2 separate regions of the Homo sapiens genome follow, and region 1 is linked to region 2. A link is a loop called in an ENCODE intact Hi-C map of the cell type or tissue named here. Cell type or tissue: mammary epithelial cell. All regions are shown on one strand. Links, peaks and the distances in the headings refer to the core of each region. The heading gives the core; the rest is flanking DNA.

What was found. A loop is a pair of places that touch in the nucleus more often than their neighbours do. Peaks named below come from ENCODE experiments on the same cell type or tissue, not always from the same donor. Only the 100,000 strongest peaks of a DNase experiment are listed, where the experiment ranks them.
Region 1: a loop joins it to region 2, with 4 times the contacts of the local background. A loop is called at or near these places in 3 of 110 quality-filtered maps.

What each region holds. Positions count from the first base shown.
Region 1 is chr5:142,715,809-142,726,001 of GRCh38, forward strand. No RefSeq gene overlaps it. Among named protein-coding and RNA genes, the nearest start is that of LINC01844, 25 kb to the right of the region's middle. In mammary epithelial cell, for the core only: CTCF peaks have their summits at 1,326 (motif pointing right), 1,918 (motif pointing right) and 5,367; DNase peaks (open chromatin) are centred at 1,383, 1,903 and 5,253; H3K4me3 peaks cover 181 bases; H3K27ac peaks cover 1,907 bases.
Region 2 is chr5:142,821,850-142,832,042 of GRCh38, forward strand. All of the region lies in intron 1 of ARHGAP26 (Rho GTPase activating protein 26), which reads left to right. Among named protein-coding and RNA genes, the nearest start is that of ARHGAP26-AS1, 42 kb to the right of the region's middle. In mammary epithelial cell, for the core only: no CTCF peak of the experiment used is centred there; DNase peaks (open chromatin) are centred at 5,092 and 5,482; H3K27ac peaks cover 505 bases.

The DNA.
Region 1 (10,193 bases), core at 687-8,686, 110 kb before region 2:
GGCTAATGAAAAGGCAGAATCTCTGAATGGAGATGAATACTCCTAGATATTGTGAGATAAACCAAAAAGCGGGAGAGTGTGATTGAACTTGTGCATCAGTGATTAGCGTTGGATAGGATTAGCATGCATAAACACAGACTTTTTGGAAAACAGCCCCTTGAAAAGCTATCAGAACTAAAATATGATAATAGTCAACACAGTCTGGCCACCAGATGAGGTATTCTGCTGTTTGATAAATTTTATAAAACTGCAGACCTTATTTTAAACTATGTGGAACTATTCCAAGGACTGATTGCAGAGTACATGAATAGGTATGTGAGTCTGATAAAATAGCTGAAATAAGGACAGGATTGGAAGGACATTGAAGTAAAATTGGCACGTGTTGTTCCACATCTAAAGGCTGGAAGCCATTTGGGCAGAGGCAGAATCTGGGCTCAGAGTCTAGCCCTGCAGGACCCAGTGTGGCAGCTGCGTGTCTCTGGAGCACTGGAGAGGGGGCTACTGCAAATTAAGATCTGCTGTAAAGGTAAGATACACACTAATTACAAAAACAAGAATGTAAAATATATCAGAGATTTAAAAAATATTGATTATATACTAAAAAGCGTCAGCACAGTAACTCACACGTACTAAGCACTCAGGATATGTAGTCTATTTTTTCTGTTGTTGTTTAAACCCAAAGAGCTGAGAGTTTATTATATGTCAGTGTCCTAGGTAAGACAATACTTGAAGATACCCTCACAGTCTGCCAAATGGAAGAGGAAAACATTCCCGCTTTTTAGAGAGGTGGTTCTCAAATGGGAGAATTTTGCCTCCCAGGGCCATCTGGTGATGTCTGAGACACATTTAACTATCGAAACCTGGGGGAAGTGGCTGCTACTGGCATCAAGTAGGTGGAGGCCAGGGATACTGCTAAAATCCTACAGTGTACAGGACAAACTACCCCCACAACAAAGAATTGCCACGTCAAAATGTCAATCGGACCCAGGTTGAGACATCCTGAATTAGTGGCTCTTGATCACTTACAGATGTGACTGATTAATAATCAAGCTCAGCGAGTGTGTGGTAGAAGGAGGATTACAAATGTTATCCAAAGAGGCATCTCCTGGCCAGCAGCCTTGGCGTCACCCAGAATTTACTAGAAGAGCAAATTCTCAGGCCTACCCCAATCCTACTGAGTCAGATCTCTGGGGGTGAAGCCCCTATATCTACATTTTCACAAGCCTTCCAGGTGATTCTAATACAAGCCAAACTTCTGAGAAGCGCCGCTCCACTGCCCCTGTGTCCTAGTTACCAACTCCTGCTCATTCCGGGCTGAGCAGTAGGTGGCAGTGAATCGCAGAACGGTATTTGGACGGCTGCTAAATGCTGAGAAGGGGCTGGCTTGCACCAGATTGGTTGGTGATGGAGCTGGTGACAATTGCTCCAGTGTTCTTACACTAGCCCACAGTTCATGATGCCAGCTTTCTCATCTCAGGAAAGTTCAGGGAACAAATCCAAACATGGTTCAAAGTCATTCTAAGGTCTCTTCTTAGTCACATGGTGTTTCCAAGGCTTTGAAATTGTTTACTTCTAACTCATGTTTTCAAAGTTGTATCCTTCAACAGAGAATTCTGTGAGTATCTGGGTTTGGACTATTCTCCTAAGACACCTTCCCACCCTATAAAATCCCAAAGTCATGAGTACAAATCATTTCTGCCATCCTTGGACACCTTTTGGGCAAAGTATTTGACCCATCTCATGCTGAATGGACCCTTGGCCCCTCCTCTGCAATGGACCAGATCCGGTGAATGGTGAACATCCTGTTTCCCTGGATCTTTTGTCAGGCAGATAAAATTCAATGTTTGGCAAACTTTGTTAAGGCTGAGAGTGAGGTCACTGCAGTTCAGGTTATTTTCTATCTGGGCCACAAGAGGACACCCTCCACTCAGCCATGAGCATCTATAGTCTCCATAAAGCTCCGAAGTGGGTTGAGTGATGTGCTGGATTATGAAGAGGGGACAGTCACCTGCTAGAGAGGGAGGGGATGTCACTTTCCTTCTGTAGAGTGGTGGGATGAAGTGGCTTTGGATCAGACCTCAGCCCTGAACTCTAGAGCTGGGTTGCTCGAAGTGTGGCTCCCCGACCAACCGTATCCCCGTCAACTGGGAAGTTGTTAGAAAAGCACATTCTGGGGTCCTAGCCCAGACCTGCTGAATCCGAAGCTCTGGGGGTGGAGCCCAGCAATCTCTGGTTTAACAAGACCCCTCCCCTCCCAGGTGATTTCCATGTGAGCTCTCGCTCGAGAACTGCTATTCTCTCCTCCAGAGCATCTTCCTGGTTATTCTCTGGGACGCAAAACCATGGTGGTATCTGATCTCATCACACTTCTGCCAGGAGGTGAAATCGAAGAGGCTACATTCTTGATGCTCAGTGTCTTCTTCAGGTCATTTGCCTGAGGACACCTGGGGATACTGAGGTCAGTCATTCTGCATGAACGTGTGCAGTCCCTGGGCTCAGCCCTGGGCCGAAGGCTCTGAGGGATGTAAGGGTCACTAAATAATAATTTGTCAGCCCTCACAGAGCTTCCAGTCCTCCATGAAATGCAGGGTTGCCGCCTGAAAACAGACCAAAGGGGGCACACGACATGGTTCTGACAGCATGGGTAAATACAAGGAAGCTGGGAGCCGTGCAATGCTGCACACGTCCCCTCCCCGGCTTCATCTCCCATTCCCTCCCACCCAGCTGCTGTTGCAGGGCCCCCTGCCTTCTTTTTCACTCTCAACAGCACACCCTCAGTTTGCCCTTGTTTTCATTTCCTTTTCCCCTTACCTCCCATACCTCTTTTCCAATCTCTCCCCCTCCCGTTCTGGTTTTGTTGTAAATCACAAAATTTCAGGAACAGGCCCAGCAAGGACAGAAGCCCCAAGGGGCAGGGGAAAAGGAGAGAAACTGCATAGATAAGAACAGGCTTCTTCTCAGAGTAAAGACTAAGAAGACACAGCCGTACTGTAATAGTAGTTACCCTTGTCCGAAGGGCAGTGCAAGCCTGGAAAAGGGAGACCACCCGTGGGCTAGGGAGTGGGGAAGAAGCTCATTAGGGTGTCTGGACACGAGCTAAACCTTCACAGGGCACGGGGACTTGGGAAAGCAGAGGGGACGGAGAGGCCATGCCAGCCCCATAGCAGGGAGGAGCTGGGGTGGGAGGGGGGCCGGGGGCAGCCTGGTGGGGAGGGAGGATGGATGGGGAGTCATAGGAAGTGAGGCAAGATGGGCTCCCAGATGGAGGAGGGAGCAGTTAAAGTCTGAGTTTTATGATAGATGTACCAAAGAGGTGTGATAGGTTCTGAGCAGAGGAAAACTGTGTATATTGTTATTGTGAAGACATCTTCTCTTCCTGAGGTCACAAACTCAAATGCCTATAGCATGAAGCAGGCCAGGTAAGAAGCTGGAGGGCCTGGAGGGGTCGCGTGAGCTGGAGAGCACGTGTCCACCCTGAAGTGGGCAGTGATACACAAATCCCGACAATTATTACCGGGGGCAAGTAGAAGCTGAGTTGCGAAGTCATCCAGTTTTTCGACAGAAATTGGATGTCTGGATTTCTTTCTCATAATGTAAAATTTCTTCATTTTTAAATAGGCAGCTCATTGAAAATTTAAAAAAATCTGTACACCTTTGGGTGGTAACTTCTGACCTGCATTTTAAAAAATTGGACCTGAGGGTTTGTACCATACTCTTAATCAAAAATATTATGACCATTGTTTCTTCTTAGTTTCCTCCCTCACCCCTTTCTAGTAAATCCATTTATTATGAACAAAAAATATGATAACATCCAAACATGAACAACGTACTGTTTTCAACACTGCACACGAATTATCTCATCCTCATACAACCCTGTAAGATTATCTACTCCCACTCTATAGATGAGAGAACTGAGGTACAGAGAGGGAAAACAACTTGCTCCAAATCTCACTAGTTTTAAGTGGGGGAGCCAAGACCGAAGCCCAGGTGGTCAGACTACAGGGTCGTGAGTTCAGCCTGTGTGTTATATCCTTCCCTATATTCTTTGGTGACCATATTTCAGTTGTGTTTTTCCCTCTTCCAAGTATGAGTGACATTTGTGAGGTTGTATTTTCCTTCTTGTGTTAAAATATTAGGTTCACTGTCTTTATTGCCCGTGCCCTGGTGCCTGAGGCCTGTGAGTCAGCTGTGCTCAGTCTAGCAAGCATCCATGGAGGACCCGCCGTGCGCCATGCATCGTGCTGGTGCCAGCTGTCCCATTTCATGAAACTCCATTTTAATAAAAGATACTGACAGATAGAAACCAAAAATTTCAACCTAATATGGGATGTTATGTTGAGACAAAGGCATCTTTGGTATGCACTGCGATCATATAATGGAGTCATAAATGTGGAGGAGGGGTGGGTCAGGGAAGACTTCCTGGGAGAAACGTCCTGGGGGCTAAGTCTCAAAGAACTCTGAGGAACACCAGGTTCAAGAGGCCAGGCATTAGAAGTCAGAGGGGTGCAGGGAAGGTCAGCAGAGTGGCGATAAGGCAGGAGGAAGGAGCCTGGGATGGTAGGGTTGAGCCTACCTGAGACAGCTGATGGATAGGAGGAAGGGACCAGTCAGAGGGGCTGGGGAATCATGACCTGACATTGTGTGTGTTGATTCAGTGTCTACACGCTCAGTGTCAGGCCATGGGGAAGACCCCACAGAGAGGGTAAGGCTTGTTGTTGAAGTGGATGGATGAGAGGCTCTACCCCTCATTATTTGTGGGGCCTTAGGCAGGCTGCTTTGCCTCTGGGAAGCTGAGTTTCCTCACCTGTGAAATGAACTCAAACTTATTCAGCTTAGTGAGTACTGAATAAGAAGATGCTGGTGCCAAGTCTAGCACAATGCCTGACCCCAGCAATCATTCAGACAATGTTTGCGATTACTATCATTTCTGACACTTAGTAAATGTTTACTGAAGGAGTGAAAGGGAGCAATGGCTTAGGTGACCCCAGCGGCACCCAATGCAGTTGGGAGATCAGATCATCAGCTAAGCTTAAGCCTGGCCCATGATTTCCACTTGTCTTACGAGGACTGGGAAATAAGGGTTACATTAGTTTGAGGGAGACTTCAGCTTTAATATAAATTCCAAGTGACGCCATCCAGTCCACCGGAGAAGCAGCCTGCCTCAACAGGCAAGTCTGACCACAGAGACTGCAGCTGAATCAGCCGTAACTCGGAGCTGAGGCTGATAATTTTCTGAGGCTTGTCTGCACGCCTGTGAATCTTGCGTTCCTGTAGGTTACATCATTCTGTCCAGGTGCAGACAGTCCTGCTGATGGAACACTCCCCGGCAGCTGCAGCAACCTGGCACCTGGCATGGAGGAGTCCATCTGGTGGTGATATGCAGCCACTCAGGACTCATGCCAGCCACGCCGGCTCCTGGATGACAGGCAGATATGGCTGCGGCTGCCTTGCTTACTCCCAAATAGCACAGAGCAGGACAGTCTTCCAGCCAGGTGGGTAGTTCCAGGAGGCCACATTCACCTTGGAGATTCCTACCATACTCAGGAAAAGAAAGAAAAGCTGCGTACAGTTCTTACAATCATGCTTGTCATTTCTGTAGTCCTTTTTGTTTAAGGATCTCAGCTGCTGGGGCACGTGCAAGTTTTCCTTCAGTTTCTGTGCCAGCAATAATGTGCCTTGATTTTCGGGCAGTTATAAGTGGCCAGAGAGAAAGGGGACCTTAAAAGTGTAAGCCTGGCTTATTTTTTCTGGAATGAGCTTTCTGCAGCAGTGGGTCCCAAACTCAGCACTGTGCTGGGCTTTTCTGGAGGAATATGACACACACAGGGCTGCCAATTCTGATTCAGTAGGTGTGTGGCCAGCCCCAAACACCTGCATTATTAACCAGCTCACGGGGTGGTCCCCTGACCGGCTGCCTCCAATCCCCTGAGGTACTTGTTAAAAATGCAGGTCCCTTGGCCATACCCCAGACCCACTATATAGACAGCTCTATCTAGGGTGTGGATGGATGGAGTTTCACTCTTGTCACCCAGGCTGGAGTGCAATGGCATGTTCTCGGCTCACCACAACCTCTGCCTCCCGGGTTCAAGCGATTCTCCTGCCTCAGCCTCCAGAGTAGCTGGGATTTCAGGCGCCTGCCACCATGCCTGGCTAATTTTTTTGTATTTTTAGTAGAAACGGGGTTTCACCACATTGGCCAGGCTGGTCTTGAACTCCTGACCTCATGATCCACCCGCCTCGGCCTCCCAAAATGTTGAGATTACAGGCGTGAGCCACCGCACCTGGCCAATGGCTTCCTTTTTAACAGGTGCATTTTGCCACAGGTCCCTCAGCGGCTCTTGAACACAGTCAAGTTTTAGAGCTGCTGCCGTATGTGATTCTGATGCACCGTATTTGACTACTACTCCAGAACAATTATGCTTGAATTTCTGTCTTGCAGACCCTAGATTTTTTTTCCCTGACTCAACTAGACTGTCCTCAGCAGCTGAGAGAAGTGTTGTTGGCCAACATAACACAAAAGAGGCAAAGAAAGTAGAAAAGTGATGTAATCTGAAGCCATGTGGAGTCTGAGGCCAAGAAATTGGATGGAAAAACACCAGGGATCCTCACCTTGACTATGACCCAGCTTTGAGAGTTGAAACGGAGTGTCTGAAGACACTGCGCAGTTCTTTGGCGAACGGGCTAGTTGGAGTTAGCAACCTTCTGCTTGGAGAAGCTTCTGCCACTGCTTGTAGGTTTGCTTGGCTTTTGTACTTTTTTTTTTTTTTGAGACAGTCTTGCTCTGTCACACAGGCTGGAGTGCAGTGGTGCCATCTCAGCTCACTGCAACCTCTGCCTCCCAGGTTCAAGCAATCCTCCAGCCTCAGCCTCCCAAGTAGCTATGACTACAGGTATGCACCACTATGCCCAGCTAATTTTTGTACTTTTAGTAGAGACAGGGTTTTGCCATGCTGGCCAGTCTGGTCTCGAACTCCTGGCCTCAAGTGATCCGCCTGCCTTGGCCTCCCAAAGTGCTGGGATTACAGGCGTGAGCCACTGTGCCTGGCTGGCGTTTGTACTCTTCTGGGCAGTCTTGGGGCAGGGACTGTGTGAGCAGAGAGTTTGGAAACTTGGATCCCAAAGGTCAGAGGCAGGGTCTGACCTCCAAGGGAGAGGAGAAGCACAGTCTGTGGATCTGGGAAGTGTTTCAGGACAGGCTTTGCTGCCAGTCCCCAGGAGCCTTCCTCCCCTGCGGGGAGCCAGTACAGAGGCATTCTCCAGGAACCCAGCTGGCCAGACAATGCCACTCTGTTCCTGAGTTTGCTGGCACCTAGGCGGTTAACCCAGAAGCCGCCTCTGTGCCCTTTAGGGCAGGCAAGTTTTAAAGCTCTCCTTTCAACTTTGGGCCAACAACATCTCACAGGGTAAGAAGATGCACTTTCCTCCCCCAAGGCGCTGTTTTTCAGTATTCTTTGACCATGAGGTCCTCAAGAGTGTATCTTTTCTTCTTTTCTTCCTCTGCAGCTGATGATCCCTGGGAGAATTTTTTTCTTTTCTTTTCTTTTTTTTTTTTAGAGATAGGGTCTTTCTCTGTCACCCAGACTGGAGTGCAGTGGCTCAGGCATAGCTTACTGTAGCCTTGAATTCCTGGGTTCAAGCAATCCTCCCACCTCAGTCCCCTAAGCAGCTAGGATTACAAGCAAAAGCCACCATACTCGGCCCCTGGGAGAATTTCTACATCTTCAGAAGAATTCTCCCAGGAACTCTTGAGATGAGAATAACCCATGTCCACTCAGCACTGTGAGCCAGGAACATGCAAAGTGTCTTTCTCCTACTCCATGGTGGCCAGAGATCAAACAGCCATTCCTGAAGGCCAGACACTGGAGACATTTAAAAAAAACCTGTTTTAAAATTTATTTTATTATATTCCATAACATGTCAAAATTTAAGACAGCTTTAGGCCGGAGGGCTCACGCCTGTGATCCCAGCACTTTGGGAGGCTGAGATGGGTGGATTGCTTGAGCCTAGGAGTTCGAGACCAGCCTGGACAACATGGCAAAACCTCGCCTCTACAAAAAGCAAAAAAATTAGCTAGGCGTGGTGGCACGTGCCTGTAGACCCAGCTACCTGAGAAGCTGAGGTGGGGTGGAAGGCTCGCTTGAGTCCAGGAGGTCAAGGCTGTAGTGAGCTGTGGTCATGCCACTGCACTCCAGCCTTGGTGACAGAGTGAGACCCTGTCTCCAAAGACAGCTTTAAAATTGCATACAGTATATCTCAAGAAGAGGAATAACAACAAAGAGAAATAAAGGAAGGGGAACCAATGAAACTAGGTAGAGGTTGATGCATGAACTCCTGGCACACTTACTAAAGACAGTACACCGATTTGTGTTTTTTTTGTTTGTTTGTTTGTTTGTTTGTTTGTTTTGAGACAGAGTCTCGCTCTGTCATCCAGGCTAGAGTGCAGTGGCGTGATCTTAGCTCACTGTAACTTCTGCCTCCTGGGTTCAAGCGATTCTCCTGCCTTAGCCTCCTATGTAGCTGGGACTACAGGAACATGGCACCACGCCCAGCTAGTTTTTGTATTTTTAGTAGAGACAGGGTTTCGCCATGTTATCCAGGCTGGCCTCAAACTCTTGACCTCAGGTGATCTGCGTGCCTCAGCCTCCCAAAGTGCTAGGATTACAGGTGTGAGCCACCACACCCAGCTGGTTCTAAGCTTTTTAGCAAGGAAGAAGTGGTCAGGCTTAAAGATAACCCAAATGACGTCAATTCCTTTACCCTTTCCTTTATTATTTTTTAAATCTATCATTTTTTGAGCTTCTACTATGTGCCAGGCACTGTCCGAGGCATGGAGGATACAGCCGCAGTCAAAATGAAGCCCCTGTCTCTGTGTAGCTGACTCTCCAAGTGGGAGAGGGAAACAACATGCAAGTAAGCAATGCCATACATGATAATCATATGTCAGGCGGTGCTAAATGCTAAATGAAAATGACCACAGCATGCCTAAGGATGGAAAGTAACTGGGAAGAGGTGTGGCCATTTTAGACTGGGGCACTATGGAAGCCCCCCAGGGACGGGCATTCGGGCAGCAACCTAAAGATGGAGGCGGGGAGCTGCACCGATGTGTGGGAGAAGAGTGTCAGGCAGAGGACAGTGTGTGCAAAAGCCACAGAGCGTGACAGTCATGGGTGTCTGTGGAACTCCCAAAAGACAGCGTGGCCCAAGCACAGTAAAAGGGGAGACCCGGAAGGGGTAGGAAGTTCACAGCACCCTGGGGATTTGTGCAACATGGCGGCCCTGGGGAGGAGATGAGGTCAGGAGGAGAAGGCAACTCCCCAGGCCATGGCCTTAGGGCAGGGAGGCAATATGATTTCAAGAGACCACTCTGGCCACTGTGTAGAAAACAGGGAGTCAGCAGGGGCGGGGCATTAGTTTGCTGGGGCTGCCATAATAAAATGCCACAGGCTGAGTGGCTTCAACAACAAAGTTATTTTCTTACAGTTGTGGAGGCCAGACGTTCAAGTAAGATCAAGAGGTTGGCAGGTTACTTTATGCTGAAGTCTCTTTCCTTGGCTGGCTGCCACCACCTTCTCACTATGTCCTCACAGGGTCTCTCTGTGTGCACACATCCCTGGTGTCTGGGTGTCCAAATTTCCACCTCTTATGAGGGCATCAGTCAGATTGGATTAGGACCCACCCTAATGACTCATTTTAACTTAATCACATCTTCAAAGCCCTTATCCCCCAATACAGTCCCATTCTGAGCTACTGAGGGTTAAAGCTTCAACACATGAATTGGAGGGGACACAGTTCGACCTGTAACAGGGCAATGACAGAATCAGGGAGACCAGTTACGAGGCTAATGCCATGATCCAGGCAAGAGATGATGGTAGCTTGGACCAGAGTGATAGGTGTGAAAGTGTGAGAAGTGGTCAGATTCTGCAAATATCTTACAGGTGGGATAGGATTCATTGATAGAATGGATGTAGAGTGTGAAGAAGGAGGGGAGACAAGGATGGCTACAGTTTTTTTTTTTTTTTTTTTTGTCATGAGCAACTGGAAGCATGGAGTTGACATTTATTGAGATGGGAAAACTATGAGAGGAGCAAATTTGGAGGGGAATGCTGAGATCAAGGAGTTTAGGTTGGGAACTCCTTGTAAGTTTGACATACCTGTTAGGCATCCAGGTGGAAATACCAAATAGCCAGGAGGAG
Region 2 (10,193 bases), core at 1,280-9,279:
CCCCTTACGTATTGGTGCTCAGCTGCTTATAAATTGAGTCAGATCTAGATAAAGGAATTTTTGTCCTACATAGATTAATTGACATGAGCTGTTAGGTTGGCCATAAAGGGCTGACCCAGCCCTTTGAGGGAAATAAAAAGTTAGAGATGACAAACTATTAACCTGTTAAACATACTCCAATCCCCCATAAAGCTGTTCTTCTAAGAGTTCATTGGTGGGTTTAAGGAAATGATTGCACTGGCTTCTCAACTTGTCATGATTACCTTGGAACAGTCTTTACTGGTCTCTCTTCTTCCTCTTCTTGCCTTTTGCCTAGAATTGACTCACTCTCCATCTTTCTATCACACTAACTGTTTGATGAATCATCAACAGTAGGGCAGTTTAGTCTTAATTTGCTCAGAGTGCTGCCTGATGACTCAGACTCACAGTTAATAAATGCAGCATCTTTAGTTTTGTGATTATATGTTTTCTGGTGACATACATGCTGGGCTCTGTTAATCTCGAAAGGGGAAGGCTATCTTCATTTTGGCATGCTTTGATCTGGCAGCTCCTCCAGTTAATGCTGAACTTTAGCTCACTGTTGAACATTAACTCTCTGTGAGTGTGTTGGCAAGAGATCTGCAGGGTTAAATCTCGGTATAATTCCTAAATAGGAAACAAGTATAATGTGGTACTGGAGATACATACACAAATACACACACATGGTGTTTGTGTACATATTTATCAGATACCATATATATATATAGCTGATATATATGTATATGTATAATATATATACACATATATCTCACCATGTGTGTGTATGCACACACACCATACATATATGTATATTCATGTCACAATTAAAGTCCATTCTAAATTACAGTAAAGCATTCGAATGGTTGGATTGTGTGTGCTTCTTACTGGTCTTCATCTGGAACCTTGGACATTATATTGGTTATATGACAGTCTCTCCAGTGGAGGAGTTGTTGAAGGCTAAACCCCATATTATTCCCTTTATATCCCTAACCTCTAGCCTGGTGCCAGGCACGTGGGAGACCAGTCAGTAAATAGTTGCTGAGTGATGGATGAACCATCTAGGGATCAATAACTGTGCTGGTTTACCAGTGAGCCCTTATTTATTGAAATATGAATGATGTTGATAATAGCAGCTATCATTTATTGTATGCTTACCATCAAATAGGCACTTTAAATACATTTCATTGTATAATTCAATAACCTTATAGGGCAAGGGGCATCACTATTCCCATTTTACAGCTGAGTTTCTTATAAAGTAACTTGGTCAGTGTCATTCAGCTGGTGAAGGTGGAGCTGAGGGTGGAGCTGAGGATTGGACCCTTGGGCCTCTGGCATGGAAGCTCGTGCTAAACACATGAGCATTTAATTCTCTTCAGGTAAGGACACTGACCTGTAGAAAGGGATAGGAAGCAGCAAGCCATGGCTTCTGCATGGCTCCTGTAACATGATCAGTATATGCAGATTACAAATGTTGGCTACCCCAGTGCCTGGTGCTCCTCCCTTCATTCAGTGTGCCCCTCCCTTCTGTGTTTTTTTTTCTTTCTCTTCTTCCCTGCAGAAATAAAGCCACAGACATCTGAATGTGTTCCCACTTCTCCCATTGTCCACCCTAAAGCCTGGCTCTTGGGACTGTGTGACGTTATACACCACTCTTTTTGTTTTTGGAACAAACTCTGTTACTCTGCCGTTTGCTGGTGTTATGGCAAACTAATCTCAAAGCACTGATCATAAGCAAGTACTATAAGAAAAAAAAAATCCTGTTTCCTTCCTCAAGGTGTAGGACCAAGGGTCTGGTTTGAAAAGTATTTTTATTTTTTAGATTTTGCTAAAAATCAGTGTCCTGCTGTCTTACTGAAATATGAATGTCACGGTGTGTGTGTTAACAAGTATTTGATGGCAATAATTGCTTTTGACAGATTATAGCTTGCTGATGGTTATTTAAAGGCAGTCTTTCCTTAGGCTACTTCTGTCTACCACTGCTTTGGGTAAAATGATTTGTTCTCTCATAAGGCCTGTCGTGACAGAATTTTCACTTTTTAAAAGTGGTCGTCTTATTTGTAAAACTGAAAAGATCTTTTCTTTCAGTGGTTTATAGACAAATAACAAAGCAATGGATGAGTACTGTAAAAGTTTGGGGACGACTTCACTTATTTTTGTGTGTTCCAGGGCTGGATGTGACTCATGCACATTTGGGGACCAGCTCCACAATGGGTTTCACACCATAATTTTTTGTTTGTGGAACACTGTATGAGTTTCAGTATGTTGTGTGTATGTGTGTGTGTGTGTACATTTGCTGCAGTTCGCGTTCCCATGCTCTGTGTCTTAACAGCTGTGTCCTGGGATGTTCTTGCAATCCAGGTTCTTGAGGATGTGTTGTTGCTTGCTGAGTGGAGCTCTGCTAGTTGCTCTTGCATTGGGCAAAATCGGAATATTAAAAAATCCCCAAGAGCTAAGCATGGAGTAGGAAGCATAGTTCCTGAGGGTCGTCCCTATCAAACACCACACCCTGGTTCTCTAAGACAGGACAGAGCTGGAAGTGTGTGGTCCCCAAGGCTCAGTACTTACTGGTTTAGCTGACATCCCACAGGCAAGGCTGCAGCCCTAGCATCAGCAGCTGTATAAGCTCCAGAGTGGGTGTCCCGGCAAGAGAGCCAGACAGGTGATTTGTTAAATTATTACCTGTGTGTAGCTTCTTGCCCCTGGTGCCAGGCAGCATGGAGCTCGGCAGGATTAAAAGGAGGTTGATTACACAGCCAGCAAAGGTAGGAGGTGAGACTGCCAGCTGCTACTGTGCTTAACTCTTGAGACACCCACAGAAAATGGTCCCTGCAGCTGTGTCTCTGTGGGACTTAAGAACATATAGGGAATGAGAGATCCAAACACAATGCATTGACAATGATAGGATTTCCTAGGAAGCCTTATTAATGGGCAGGGCACCAAGAGTGCCACGGAAGGGGCTAGGCTTTCAGCAAAATGTGCAGGAACTATGTTTCAGGAGTGGGGGAGAATCTGGCAAATGTTAAATATATATTGAGGATCATCTGTCCTCTGCTACTACAGGCAGAGAAGGGAGAAAATGGGCTCTTAACTCTTATTGGGGCAACCAATGAAAATGGATCAGCAACTCTTTTCATTCATTATAATTATTCAGTGTCTCCTATATGTAAGAACAAGAGGACCCCTCCCCTCTCCTTCAAGCTTGGAAAGTGGGCTGGGATAAGTAGTAGAGGCAGCTGTGGAGCATACTGTTCTCTTGCTGTGCGATCTTGGGCATAATAACAGTGCCTCCTTTACAGGATAGTTGTAAGGATTTAAACCAGGTTATGTATTGAAAGTGCTTACAACAGTACCTAGCACACAGTACATGCTCTATGTTAGTAACAGTAACTTGTTATTGCTACTACTGCCATCCTTATTGAGTAAGCAGGGGTCCTTGTGGAGGAAGAGGGTAGTTGGGAGCCCACTCAGGAGGTGGCCATGAGGGACAGAGGCCCCCTTCCATCCACTGTTGGAGGGGCTGGAGTTCTTGGTGCCCTTCCTGCTCGAGGTGCACATGGGGCTGAGGTTATGGAGATGAGAAGGAGGAGCCTGAAGGCTGGTCTCCTTCCCGTTGTCCAGCCCAGCAGGGGACCTATGTCAGCAGCCTCTCCTTGGGGACTGCCTGAGTGTCGTCACCCTGAGCAGCACAGGCTCCTTGATTTAATTTGTTTCCTGCCCACAAGCCACCTGAAGTTCAAAGGGTTATTATTTTTCTATTGTAATTCCTTAGCGGGACGATACATTCCTTCTGGGACCTGCAGGACTTTTTTTGGAAAGCTAAATTGGCAACACTGACTCAAGGAAAAGGCAAGTAGTTAAGAGCCGATATTCCGAAGCAAGGTATTCTAAAAAGGCTTTTCTGTCCAGTAGAGACTCCAGATCAGAGAGCAGGAAACTTTTCCTGAGCCAGAAAGTATCATTTATAGGTGTCCTTGGCGGAATCCCTCAGAACACAGTTCTCGAATCTGCCTGTAACAATGTTGCCTTTCCCGTGCTGTGTGCTGGCTTGGGAATTGTGGAATTCTGCACATGATGCATCTGGGTATTTAGTTTCTGGTGGCCGAGGAGAGATGATGAGGAAGCAAAGATAGAAGACCTAGATTTTCTTATCGATTTGCTGGTTAACCCAGGGAAAATTACTCTGTGCTTCATTGATAGAATTAGAACATCTTTCTGTCTCACGAGAGTGTTAATGACCAGTCAGACAGTGTTGAATCTGGGAATTATTTTTCAAGGAGGGGGATATGATATGTGATCAAATTGTCTTTTATATATTTAACAGACTAATGAACTGATGCTTCGTCTGTCCATTATTATCAGGGAACGGAGGCTGCTTCCTAGGTCAGATTTCCAGATAACTGGAGATTGTCCATACACTTGTCATGGTAGAGTAAGACTCACATCCGGGGTGGAGGAGGCGCTGTACACAGTTAACTCATTTAACCCCTACCACAATCCCATCATGTTAGGAATTGTCATACTACCCATTTTGCAGAGCAGGAAATTGAAGTTTAAAGAGGGGTAAATAAGTTTAAAGAGGGGTAAATAAGTTGCCCGGTTCATTCAATTATTGGATAGCCATTTATTGAATTTCAACTACGTGCTAGCACGAGGATTATTATCACCACGGTGAGTGGACCAGGCTTGGGTTGTCCGTAGGGGAGTTAGGATTCTTCCCAGGGATGTCTGGCAGGTGACTTGTCGCCACACCATGTTCTCTCTCACAGGATTTTAGTGGTGGGAGGTACAGGGCCTTCTTGAGACCCATGAGGTGGGGTGATTCCCTGTGTCCCTGGCCCCATCACCAGGTGCGATCTAGTTTTCAGCCTTAAAGCCCAGGTCAGTCTGCTGTCCTCTGTGCCTATCTCCACCAAGCCCTCCCACCTGCTACTATTTCAAATGCCAAGACTTGAAAACTTTTAAATACTTGATAAAAACCTGGCCTCCAAGTTAGGCATTTCCCTGCTTTTAAAAACAGAGGAAGCTTGAGCAAAAGCCAACATTTTTCTGGGTGACTCAGACCTGTCATTATGTGCTTCATTGATATAATTTTGAGTCTGTACTTTCAGGTTTTCATTTTCTTTCTTTGTGTCACTTGTCACCTCACCTGTGGCCACTGAGATTGTCACTAAGTGCCTCTCATTTCCTTTGGGTTGGCTGTTTTTCATCTCCTGTGAATGGGGAAACTGAGCTTCTGTTTTTTTTTTTAAATCCTATTTTTTTTCTACCCTATTTTTTTTCTAATGAAAAGCCGGAAGTTGCTTGGTGAGACCTGAGGAATGAGTCAGTGACTGTTAAAGCCACCTCTGGTGTTGGCTGGCCTCCATGGTTGGTTGTGGCATGGCCCTGTGTCCTGTGGTCATGGTCTTACTACAACTGTGGCATCTGCAGGAGGGATTGAGAGCTTGGGCGCAGGAGTCTCCTGAACGTGGGCTCAGGTCCTGGCTCCACTGCATATTAGTTTGGGAGCTGAGTCAGCTTAATGCCTCCAAGCTAAAGTTTTCTTGTCTTGGCACAGAAAGCCCTGCATAAATGATGCCCTTTATTATTAATGGTTGTAGAATTTGTGGTGCTGGTGGTGGAGGTTGAGGTTGGGGCAACATGACCAGTGAGTGTTTAGGTAACTATGTAGAGTGTAGGTTAAGAGCATGGGCTTTAGGGCCAGGATGACCTGGGGTTTAGTCCTTACTGCCTCATTCACCAGCCAGGTGACAGATAATGAAGGGATACTTACAGAGGTCAATGGCGTGGGCTATTGAGTTAATGTGGGAGTCTGTTCCTGGCTCTGCTGCTTACCCTCTGGTGACCCAAGTCTAGAAGCTGCTTTAGGTTTCTCATCTCCAAAATGAGGAAAAAAGGACCTACCTGTCAGGATTGTTGGGGGAATTAGCTTAATGCACATACCCTTAGTGTTTCAAACAGTGTCTGGCACATGTAAATGCTCAATAAACGTCAGCCGTTACTAGCTAATGATTCTCCTGGCATCCGGGAAGTGTAGATACTGCTTTTATTTTTTAAATACTGTTGTTTATGCTGTAGCCCTTTTCAGCACTTCTTCCTGGTCTTTGTTCCCTTGGCTTTTCTTGGTCTTCCAAGTATTGAAGTAGGACTAGTAGATGGTTCATTCTGGGAATAGTTACGCACGCTATTCAGAGGGAATGGATGCTTTGCTTTGTGAGTTTCCCTGGATCAAGTTTCCTCTACAGGTAGGAATTGTTTCCTTATCAGGCCCTCAACCTGGACCTCCCTGGGAGCCGCTGGCAGATTGTATGAAATAACAACAATACTCAGGGGATGAAGTATCTGTTAAAAATTACGAGTGTTGTCCTCTTTGACATCTCCACCCTTTCTTATGGAAAAGATTTTGAGTGCACTGTAGCTGAAAGATTATTCCTGCACTCTGTACGATTCCACTTTTACCCGTGCAGTTTCCCTTCTTTTCTTGGTAGGTTTACAGCATATGCACCACAAAATGAGTCATTATGACTTAAGTTTTTTTTATTTCTTTTAAGCCCAACATGTAGGTGGTAAACTAGGATCTTTCCTGGTCAATTCTAAAATGGTTGGGAAAATGAAATTTAAAAGAAAAACATGGAGAAGGAAATTAACAAGCATACATTATTCTTTTCCCCCTAAGGTTTTTGCCTTCACATGGGGTTGCTTTCATTTTCCTGACAATTAGTTGTAACTAAAATACTGTGTGTCTTTGGAATAATTTAAGAAGAAAGGTTTTGCCCCCATGAGGCATCAACCATGTGCAGGGTACTGGTGATGGACGGTTGCTGTGACTGGGGTAGTCTGGTTTGGCAAGGGCTTGTCATGTAGGGGATTGTCTCTATATTTTGAGGGGTTGGCAACTCTCTCCGCATGCTCAGGGAGAGTTGCCACCTGGCCCATCTGTAGAGTGGCCCAAATCTGGTTTTTGCCTCCTCTAGCAAGACGGGTTTGGTGTGCTAGGTGATTCTGACACACACCAGGTCCCCGCCTTCCTCCAGCAGCCTGACCCTGTCCTCAGTCCAAAGCAGCTAGAAGGCCTGCGTATCTGTTTCACCTGTTAAAGTGTTTCTGTGTGCTCATGATCTTCACTACTGGTGTGTTATTGGAAGTTAGCCACTGTGTTCAAAAGAAAGGCACAGCTTGATTAAATAGGTTAGTAAGTGCTGGTTAGGCATGTGCTTCTGTTGAGTCAGGGAAAGGCTGGTGGTGATAAGGAGAGGAGGCTTTGAGATTTCTGTAACCTTTCTGTCCTCTAGATTTCTGAGGTTGACACTTGGTAAAGGGAGAGAGAATGCTGTATACCATCATATTCTCTGTGCAGGACCCAACCAGGTTGACCAAATGTCCTAGGTCACACCTGCTATCTCAGCATGATTATTAACAGTGCCCCCTTTCTCGAAACCGTCTGTTTGGATCTGGCCACCCCATGTATGTGTCACACAGGTCTCTTTGAAACTTTTGTCAATAGGAATGAACCTCATTTTCCAGTGGCCTTTTCCCCCTTAGTAGATCATGATAAGAGTGAGATCACCTTCTTTTCCACCCAAATTAGCAAGAAAGAACAGTTCTGTGAATAGTTGTTACAATTCTCACCATTAATAACTTCAAAAAGCTAGAGATCTGCAGAGCAGAGGGCACCTCACATCACCATTGTGGAGAGGGTGAGGTGCAGTGTGATATAATTGGTATTTATCTCTGTGGCCTGCTTGCCGCACTGGATTAAAACAAACCAAGAATTTCAAGGCTAATTGGCTAAAATTATATGTGTAATTAGAGAGAGTAGAAAAGCTAAAGGAAATGAACTTACCCAGTGTCACCTGGTCAAGCAGGTAATGGTGAACAAGGAGTGTGTGCCCAGGTGTGTCTGGCTGTCTCCACTGCCCCTTACTGTCCACCATATTGGCCTAATGTTTTCCACTCATGACACTGAGGATGGTGTCATTCTCAGCATGCAGGGGATGAGCTGATTCAGAGCATGGTCATTGTTCCCACTGCTGTCTTCCCACAGCTAGGAAGTGGCAGAGGTTAGGTTTAAGCTCAGGCCTTTATACCATTATTACTTTGGGGAGGGCTAAATGGTGGATGTTTTCGACCTGATGAGAATAGTAGGAAGGGGCAATTGGTGTGAGGAAATATTGGCCCAGGGTGAACCTTTTCAAGTTTATTGGTGTGAGTTAAGTCATTTCCCTAGAATGTTGGCCAAGCCTCAGGAACATAGCACGTGGGGATGTTATTCATGTTCAATAAATGTCAAGTAGCATCCACAGATTTGTGGGTTTGTAAATCCAAATGGAGTGCTATTATTCAGGTTTCTTGCATGCTCAGGATTGCTAGCATTTGTTTTTGAACAGTTCTAATAAAATAGCTCATTACTATCAAGTATGGATTAAATACCTGGCTGAGAAAAGTAAGGTGATTTATATATCTTCTAATTAGTGCAATTGAGAGTGACTATGGCAATGATTAAAAATTATTTTGTGGTGATAATAAGTTGCGGTGGAGGGTAGGAAGGGGAAGTGAAGGATTTTTCCGTTTGTGTTACATTTCCACAGGTTTGGGATGTTTCTGACAGTACGTTATGGCAGTCAGTCTGTTTTTCCATAATTGTGATGACCTCTGAGTGAAGACTTGACTTTTAAAATTAATGATCTGATCAATGCACTCTTTAATTAATATAGCTGTGCAGGTGGATAAAAAATACCGGTCTTCAAAAAATGTTACCGATAGTATCAATTTTCACTGGGGCAAAATGACCAGACTAGCATGGTTTTGTATTTTTTCTCCCAAGCAGTTCTTGTGGGAGAGACAGACAGACAGATACACACACAAAATATGTAGCCTCTGGGAGTCAAGTTCATCTCTTTGCCATTGTAAATACTTTGGCCATTGTGATTAGTCACTCAGCCAGACTGCGCCGTATCCCCCTCTCTCAGTTTGTATCATTTTCCTTGATATCTGATTCCACTTACATGCCTGCTCTCAAATCTCCATAGCTACGTGAAAATATGTATGAGAGGTATGTTTTTTCAGACAGGCAAATATGACCTTGCAGATGAGCTCCTTTCATTATTAAGTTTTACACAAAATGCTCTGAATACAAATTATAATAGCACCTACCCTGTAGGAGTGTTTGTGGGGACTAAAGATGATAATCCATGTGAAATTCCGATCACAATGCCTGGCATGCACATAGGTCCTCAGCCTGTTAGTGTCTGTTTCTTTCTTGCTTTCTGTGGTTCCCTGATTTGCTGTCTCCACCCTGTTGAGTTGGTTCTCTCAGGGATTCCACTGATCACGATGGAGCCAGATCCCAATACTCTGTGCTCAGTCATTTGATATCTCTCTGCCTCGTTCAGGTGCTGAACACTCTGTCCATCCTGGAAACAGTTCTTCTCTGGGTTTTGTGGCACTGTGTTATTCTGATTTTCTCCCACCCCCTGGCCTTTCCTCATCTCCTTTCCTTTGCTCTTTGGTCTCCTTTTTTCTCCTTGTTGTCCACAGAAGACAATCTCTGAGTTTCTGTGCTCAGTTCATTTAGGTTTTATCAGCCGTCTGATTTACGTCTGTGGATGAAATTCAGATGTTCACCCCTGGCTTGATTTCTAGGGTTCCATACATCCATTTCCAACTGCATGCCTAATTACCTCTGCCTTGATGTTGTTTCATGTCAGCTCAGATCCAACATGTCTCAAACGCAAGCCACCCTCCCCTCCCTTCTCCAAAGTATCTCTTCCTCCTCCAAACCCTCCTCCTCCTCCTCCCTCTCCCAACCTGCAGCCCCCACCCTCTGCCACCCATCCCTGGGTCTTTGGATGGTGAAGCCCTTCTCTTACCACCTCCTCCCTTTACCTTAACACTTTGCTGCTTTTTCTATCTCCCATTATCCAGTGGGTAGCAATTTCTCATGGATTCAACCTTGATGATTCCTTCTTGCATTTGCTTTTTCCTTTCTCTCTCTGCTCCTTGCAACATAGCTACCTACATAGCCGCTTGACTGACTCTTGCAATGGCTTCTCACCTCCTGTGTGTCTCTGTTTGCATCAGATTTACTGCCGCCCCATTACTCCTCCTAAAGCACAGGTTTGGCCATATCATATCCACCCCCAAATCTTCCCTTGGCTCCCTGTTGTCTATTATGA